2 separate regions of the Homo sapiens genome follow, and region 1 is linked to region 2. The links are chromatin contacts, found by Hi-C or POLR2A ChIA-PET in ENCODE. All regions are on one chromosome and are shown on one strand. The core of a region is the stretch at or near the end of the contact, and the rest is flanking DNA. Distances in the headings are between cores, read along the strand shown. Region 1 overlaps MAN2A1 (mannosidase alpha class 2A member 1). Region 2 has its middle 77 kb from the start of MAN2A1.

Region 1 (4,053 bases), core at 1,016-3,515, 240 kb before region 2:
TAAACCTGGTTGATCTCCCTTATGCTGTCACTTTTCTAAACCATATAAGTATTTAATATTTTAATCTGATCTCTCCCAATTTCTTCTCCTTATATTTAAAGGTACAACAACACAATTTTAACACTTGAACACTTACAGGGTTCCTAGCTCAGTGCCTCATTAACCAACCAGTAGCAGGAAAGGGGTAAGGATAAACCGTCAAAGAAACAAATCCTAAAGCCGTCAATGCCTGTTTTTAGTCCATTTTCTGCTGCCATAACAGAATACCACAGACTGGATAATTTATCTATAAAAGAAGTTTATTCAGCTCACAGTTCTGGAGGCTGGGAATTCCAAGAGCATGGCACTGGCATCTGGTGAGGGCCTTCTTGCTGCATTATCACATGGTGAAAAGGCAAGAGAGTGCAAGAGAGCTCATTTTTATAACAAAGCCACTCCTGCAATAACTAACCCATTCCGATGATAATGGCATTAATTCATTCATGAGGCAGATCCCCCATGACCCAAAAGCCTCCCAAAGGTCCCACTCCCAACATTACCACAATGGTAGCCAAGTTTTCAACACATGAACTTTTGGGGGACACATTCAAACCCTGGCAATGCCAAAGAGATGAATCCTATTTTCCATTTCTATTGGCTTTGAGGATGATTAGCATAAATGATGGTCAACCTCGTGCAGCCACAGTCCTCACTGGACACCTGCACATATTACACAGTGGATATCATCCAAGTCCTTGTTTTTACTGACTCTCTGCAGAATTCTCTGAGGACAGGACTTACTTCCACTTAGTCAGCTCGGGATTATTTCCATGAGGCTCTGTCATGCTCAGGGCTTCCCATTAAAATCTCTTCCTATTCAGGGAGTATCCCCCTACTTCACTTCCCTCCATCATTATTTTAGATATTTGAGTCTGAGTTGAAATTAAGAACTCTTTCTAGAAAATTCAAGTTACATGGTATTAACTTTCATCAATTAAGTGTCTTTTTAATTATTTTCACTAGACATTAAAATGTATTTTCTCTTCTCTAGTTCATTTCTTATTTAAAAGAAACCATTAATTGAAGACCCAGAATCTATACTTGAGTAAAAGAAAAATTTAATCAACATAAAAACATTAAATTAAATTTAAATCAATTACTATCCAAGGAGTTCTGAATGGGAATAAACAAATTATTTCACTTCTAAGTCAAAGCTTTATAGATTTGATGTGAAAATTTTTATTATTGCAGTTAACAGAAGTTTTATAGATTAGTGTCAATATAAAGTCATATAAGCGAGAAACTTTTTCAGGAGGAGCAAAAGACAGTAGCTGTCAGCACTCAGACAATGATTTTCCTATGCAGATTTAGTCCTTAAAACTAAGCTATCTTGTCAGTGATTGATTTAAAATATGAGTCTCAAGAATGGTATGGCTCTTGACATCTAAAGTGGATACTAATTCTTTTTTCTAAAATATTCTAAATACTGGAAGAATTTTTGCTTTAATTAGCTGTTGCTATTTCATTCAATCAACTAGTATTTTGTTTAAAGAATGTCTACCAAATATAAGGACAAATGAAAATGAAGGCAACAAGTCCCTGGAATCTAGTAGGAGGAATGCAACATGCATATGAAGACAAGGTAATAGGCAGAAATTGCAATAAATACAGTGGCAAAATGTACTCTAACAGCTCATTCATCTATGCATTTCGATATTCATTCATATGACATATATTAGGCATGTCCTCTGCCAGGAACAATCCTAGAAGCAAAGAAAGGCACATTCCCCACTCTCATGGAGTTTATGGTCCAAAGGAGGGGAGAAGACAGGATCAAATAATCGCACACTTGCAGGAAGGTGAGATGCACAGTTTGGAGGCAGCATAGGGGAAGGGCTTTTAACCTGGTCCAGAAGCAGCTGATGAAGTAAGCACTAACCGGAACTATCACCAAGAGTCTCTAAGGCAGAGGATAACAGGCCATGTGCAAAAGTGCGGTGGGGAGGAGGGGATGGAAAGTACTTGGGACTTAAAGGAAACCAGTGGGCCTAAAGCAGACACAGTAAAAGGCATGCCAATGCCAATGCCTAGGGGACATGCAGGGCCCATATCATGAGGGGCTCTGGAGGCCGTGGTAAGAAATTTTGACTTTTATACTGATAGCAATGAGAAGATATCAGAGGGTTCAACAGGAAGCAATAAAGTTAGATGTGGCTTTGAAAAAAAACAAAAAAAAAAACCATTCTGCCTTCTGGGTTAAGAACAGACATACGGCAGAAAGAGAACAGGGTGGATGTGTATAGGCTAGACCCAGGAAATACAGGAAGTCACTTTAGATTAGGGTGGTGGAAGTAAAGAAGATTATAAATTTGAAATATTCAGGCAATGAGATAGATAGGTGATGGCAATTACTCTGTGAGAAAAGGCTGATGGGGAGAAGTGTCTATCAGGCAGAACTCATGTCTGTCTTGGAGTTGTATGGATGGCGGTGGCTGTTGACTGGGGGGAACACTGAAAATGGGCCAGGTTTGGGAGAGAAGAGAGATTATGAGTGTTTTGGATATGTCAAACTTGAGGTGTCCTTCTAAACAGAGAATATCAGGAAGCAATTAGATAGATAAATCAGGAGGTCAGACACAAGCCTAAGTTGGAGATATGTATTAGTGGCTTCTACCTGTGTGGAAGATGCAAACAAAACCAGAGGAGTAGAAGAGATTGCCAAGGGATAGCATAAAAAATAAGAAAAGGAGAAGGCCAGGGGACATGCTTTGAGAGCTCTAAGATTTAATGGCTGAGTAGAGAACTATTAGAGAGATAAAGAACTGCCAGACAGGTAGGAGGAAAACCAAACTGCATAGCTCCATAGAAGCCCTGGCAAGGCAGTATTTTAGAGAGTGACAATGGCCAGTGCCAAATACTGCTGAAAGGTGAAGTAAGATGACGAAAGTCAATATGCACTGGATCTACTGACATCGGAAAGAGCTCTTTCAGAATATGATGGAGGCTAAAGCCAGACTGAAACAAATGGATTGTGAGAAGGAAGTGATGAAATAAACTCATCTCATAAACTCTGACTCAATTGGGTAGGAGAGAAGAGGATAGCAGCTTACAGGAAATGGAAATAAGAGTCTGAAGGAAGGCTGTATTCCATTTCTACTTTTAATAGAAGAAAACAGAGTGTTCAAAAGCTAACAGAAAGAATCTCCCAGGAAGTGTTGGATATGAGGAGCAAGGGAGAAAGAGAGAGGGAGAGAATGAACAGTAAAAGGATGCTGAGGTGGGTGAAGAGAGTAAGTTCCAAGGACAAGTGGTGGGACCTGCCTAGGATGATGGACTGTAAAGTGTCTTTTAAATGTAACAGGAGGAGAGATGGGAAGGGTGGGAGTAGATGTTAGATAACTGGAACAGAGAGCCCTGTCTAATGGCTGTTCTCTCTATAAAGTGAAAGGTACGATCACTGGCTGAAAAGAGCAGAAAGGACTTGCAATGGTCAGGTGCAGAAAGGAGAATAGAGCAAAAAGAAAAAGCCCATGCTCAGGGCTATCCAAGGTGGGTGGATCAATAACTTACGGAGAACTCTGAAGATAACTTTGCCTGAACAAGCATATCGTCAGGTCATTCAGGTCCAGCTGGGCTTTTGCCAGACCATTCAACACAGAGTACTAGATTTTTGCTTTGAGGAGTAAACCTCATAGAAAACCTACATATAAATACATTTTCAACTGAAGAGTCTAAGACTAGAATAAGTACACTAAGATTTCAAATAAATTTTACTAAGATTTCAAATAAAGTTTACCAAATTTAATCTCCTAAGTATATGACTAAGTTCTATTCTTTAACTTTTATTTAGCTCAATTTTTCAATTCTTATGTCTTTCAAAATAATTTCAGGAATATTTACCCAAAGTGATTTCCTGTCATTATTTTTTATCTACATAATAAGCAAACATAAAAAATAAAAAGACCTAAGTGCAAATCTTACACGATATTTATAACTGAAGTTCTCTTTCTGTGAATGTGGGCCACATCTACTATAAAGAAATCTCAATATTGGAAATGATTTTTAAAATTTTAA
Region 2 (4,206 bases), core at 704-3,203:
AAGGAGGGTGTGGCCACCTGCCAGCTTCCTTTTCTCCAACCATTTCCCCTCTCCTTCTCTAGAGCGGCTCTGTCATGTAGCTCTCTGAAGCCTGTGATCTGATATATGACTCTGTAGCCCCACCACATTGCTTTGTTTTTCACAAACCTTGGAATTCTGACAGAATGTCAGAATTTTGTTACACAAGCCAAATATCTCCATTTTGTTACACAAGCTTCTCCAGTTCCATGGAGCCAGACTGACAAGAACTGACAGGTCACTGGGCCATCCTGCTGCCAACTGGCAATGTTTAGGAGGCTATGTGGGATGATGGAATCAACAGAGAAATTTGGGATCAGAGGACTCTGGGGTCAAATTTCTGCCTCTTACTGTTTGTACAACATTGAGTATGTTACTTACTCTTTCTGGGCCTTGATTTTCTTTTCTGTAAAATAGATCATTATAAACTTCCTCTTGTTGTGATGGTGAAGACCAAATACGACAAAGCAAAGTCCCAAGCACAGGATAGGTGCTCAAATATAACTAGTTCCTTTCCCCTGGGTTCTAGAAAGATTCTAAAGTATACAATGAAGATGAATTAATCAGACCCCAGGATAGGAGACAAGAAGAGTCACATGGTCAATATAAGACGAGGAAGGTTAGCACTTGCTGCACTTTAAGGCACAACACGAGTATTCATAGATCACCCACACGGCCCTCTACTGAACCACGGGGTGACTACGCTCCTGTACTGTGAACTGGGTATGGGGCTTAACTAAACCTGCTGCACACCCTGGGGCTTAAGGTTGTAGCTCTCCCTCCCATTCCAACAGAATTGGCTTAAGATGGAACTGAGGCAGAAGTAAACCTGCAAAGGTAGGCCATCAGTGGGCCCATGAGTGAAACACTGGCAAAGACAGAGGCAGGGCAGGTTGAGAAGATACTTTGAATGCTCAGATGAAAGTCCCATCTGGGTGAGAGTCAAAGCCATGAAATATGCTCCAAGAGGGAAGGATGCCCCAGGTAGCCAGGCTGGCAGAATTTTTACATCCAGGGTAGAAGGAACACGTGACTGGCCTTGTGGTGAATGGCTTGCCGGGGGCTGAGAAACTTAGAATCTCCAGCTGGCAAGGACTCTGGAAGGTCATCCGGCCCAAGGATGACCTTCCGGAGCCCTTGCTAGCTGGAGATTCTAAGTTTATTCAGTTCTTAAACCTGCTCTGGACCTAGCACTACTGTATAAGAAGCCCCCACGTTTGAACTAGGCCAAATACTTAAATCTACAGGTGATTCTTGTGGCCTGGGGTGAGGGCAAGAAATTCTATATTTCAAACAAGCTCCAAGGAGATACCTACACTGCCAGTTCACAGACCACATTTTGAGTAGCAGTGTCCTAGGCTGACTCTCTGACAGATGCTTGAATCTTCTCTACTGTACTTCCATCAAGAAATCATTAGACGTACGCTTGATTATCTCCTATTAAAGGAATGTCATTTCCTCTGATGGGGTTCATTCAAACTTCATCCCTTCCAGCTGAACAGTTTGTGTGCGTATGTGCATTTCCTAAGTCCCATTATTAAGTTTTGCAGCCTAGTCAATCCTTTGGTAGCTCTGGCAGAAAATGCTTACTTATGTCTTTACACCATTTATCACTTTAAAGGTTATAATGTTAACTTAGGTTTTCGGTAGAAAATACAGATGAATAAAGGGAAACATTCAGAATATCCATAATACTACCAACTAGAGATACCTGCTGTTGAAATATTGGAGTGTTTCCCTCTAGCTCTTCCTTATTTTGATCTAAAATCTGATTCCTGTGTCTTTTCCTGGCAAAGTGTCACAGAACAAAGCTCAGCGGGGGCCTTTTCTCTGACAGCTTAGGACAATGGCAACAATTCTCCACTGGCTGATGCAGGACAACCGGCCTTTCCCACTAACCCTGTGGCTCCCGCTCCTCACAGGAGCAAAGTTTGGGCAGAGATGACAGGGAAGAAAACCCAGGCCCACTGGGTGACGATGACAATGCTGACATTGAGCTGGGGGCTGTTTTTCTAGTCATCAGGATAGCTTTACAATGAGCCATTCTGTTTCTTTTGCTTGATACTGCTTGTCACCAATAAGTAAACATTTTAAGAAGTCTGTGACCACCAAACAGAATGTTTTTCAGTGGGCAAAGTAGATTGGCTCATGGCCAATTATTTCCTCACCCTCACTCAGTTTCATTAGTATTATGATCAATTGAGTGTGGACTCTTGCGTTAAAATGCCTGCATTCACATTCTGGCCCCATCGTTTATTACTAACTCTGAAACCTTAGACTAGTTATTTAACCTCTGCTGCACCCCAGTTTCTCATCTTTAAATGAGGATAATGCTACTACCTACCCACAGGGTTCTTATATGGATTAAGTGTGTTAATATGCCTGTTGCTGAAAACAGTGTCTGACTTGTGGAAAGACTGAAGTAGATGATATCTAAAATGCATGCATACATAAACAGCCACAAAGTCAAGCTTAATGGTTAAGATATATTGGGATAAGGAGATAAGCTCGGTACTTATTTGCATATTTTAACCTCAAGAAATAATTTGGTAGGAAAAGGCTACCAAAGTGCCCAGAGCTAGCTGTGATAATGAATCCATTCTGCCTCAGAAGTCAGGACCAAGCTTGTTATCCACAGCCCCAAATCCAGCTCCCCTGGAAGGAGCTCAGTGGTCAGAACAGTGCAGGGGTCCATAAATGTTGGGCAGGAAGGACTGCTGTGGCCACCTCCTTTACCATGGCTGGGCTAATTCTGCTTAGTAGGCAGCCTTAGAGATGGCCCAGGATACACAGTGAGAGACTCGGGAAACCAGTTAACATTTTTGAGTTAGTACAGGTTCACTAGGACAAGCCGTTGAGGATTTCATGTCACTCCCTCTGCGTGCTGCTGAGACCTCTGGCTGAGCAGCAGATGCTCCAAGTCTTGAGAGATGTGCTGAGTCCCCTGGGAGTCACTGGCTCCTCTATGGGCAATTAGTGCATTACTACAATTATAGCTGGTTTTCTAGGAAGCCACTAAATGGCACCCTGATGACTAGAAAAAGATAATTTTCAACCCTATATACCTAACTTCCTATTAGAAAATTACTTAGACACTAGACACAATCTGGCACATTAATTAATAAATTCGTTTCTATGTTTCCTAATCCAGACTGTAAGTAGTTTACCCCATGCCCTGATCCTTGGATTTATAACCCTTTCTCATTTTCTCCCCTTTATCCATCCCTTTATTTTTTAACAGCTTGACTGAGGTATAATTGACACACAAAAACTATATATATTTTAAGCATACAATCTGATAATTTTGACATACAGATGTTCCTTGGTATCTGCCTGGGATTGGTTCCAGGCCCCCACGAGGGTACCAAAATCTATTCACTCATGTCCCACAGTGAGGCTTTTGGAACTCACATAAAGGAAAAGTCGGTCTCCCATATGTACAAGGGTTTCTCATTCTGTGAATACTGTATTTCTGATTCAAGTTTAGTCGAAAAAAATTGACATGTAAGCAGACCCATGCACTTCAAACCCATGTTGTTCAAGGGTCAACGTACTTTAAATTGTCTCTAGACTACTTATAATACCCAATACAATGTAAATGCTATGAAAATAGTTGTCATACTGTACAGGTTTTGATTTGTATTATTTTTACTGTTGTATTTTTTTTATTGTTTTTTTCCTAAATATTTTCGATCCCTGGTTGGTTGAATCCATGGAGCCATTTTATTTCAATCCCATGGATATGGCTGGTCAACTGTATGTCATCTGTCATCAACACCAAAGTCAAGTTAATGAACCTGTCAAGTCCATCACCTCCCAAAATTTTATCATGCCCGTTTGTAATCCTTCCTTCCTTCCTTCCTTCCTTCCTTCCTTCCTATCACGGTCTCAGGCAGAATCCTAGTCAATCACTAATCTGCTTTCTGTCACTATGGATTAGTTTGCATTTTCCAGAACTTTATGTAAATGGAACCATATCATAGGCACTCTTTTTTTTTTTTTTTGTCTTAGTATACTAGCTAGGACCTCCAATATGATGTTGAATAGAATATGAGTGGCAAAACCAGAAATCTATATTTTGTTTCTGATCTTGAGGGGAAAGCATTCAGTCTTTCACTCTTAACTGTGCCTTTTTGATAGGCTCCATTTTACTCCTTGTTTGATGAGAATTTTTTTAAAAATCAGGGA

The links. Hi-C counts contacts between places; a loop is a spot of excess contacts on that map. ChIA-PET counts read pairs that join two places held with the same protein, here RNA polymerase II (POLR2A).
Region 1: a loop to region 2 is called in a map of A673, with 2.4 times the contacts of the local background. The contact joins two enhancer-like sites. A Hi-C loop is called at or near these places in 1 of 168 maps with a recorded cell type or tissue (A673). POLR2A ChIA-PET finds 5 or more read pairs at or near these places in 4 of 52 experiments (CD8-positive, alpha-beta memory T cell, H1, HEK293 and 1 more).

What each region holds. Positions count from the first base shown.
Region 1 is chr5:109,847,868-109,851,920 of GRCh38, reverse strand. The region is part of intron 19 of MAN2A1 (mannosidase alpha class 2A member 1); the gene reads right to left. Among named protein-coding and RNA genes, the nearest start is that of LINC01848, 33 kb to the left of the region's middle. Within about 2 kb of position 2,265, at least 2 of the 41 ENCODE cell types and tissues checked have a DNase peak (open chromatin) inside an H3K27ac peak, as active enhancers do.
Region 2 is chr5:109,610,443-109,614,648 of GRCh38, reverse strand. No RefSeq gene overlaps it. Among named protein-coding and RNA genes, the nearest start is that of MAN2A1, 77 kb to the left of the region's middle. Within about 2 kb of position 1,953, at least 2 of the 41 ENCODE cell types and tissues checked have a DNase peak (open chromatin) inside an H3K27ac peak, as active enhancers do.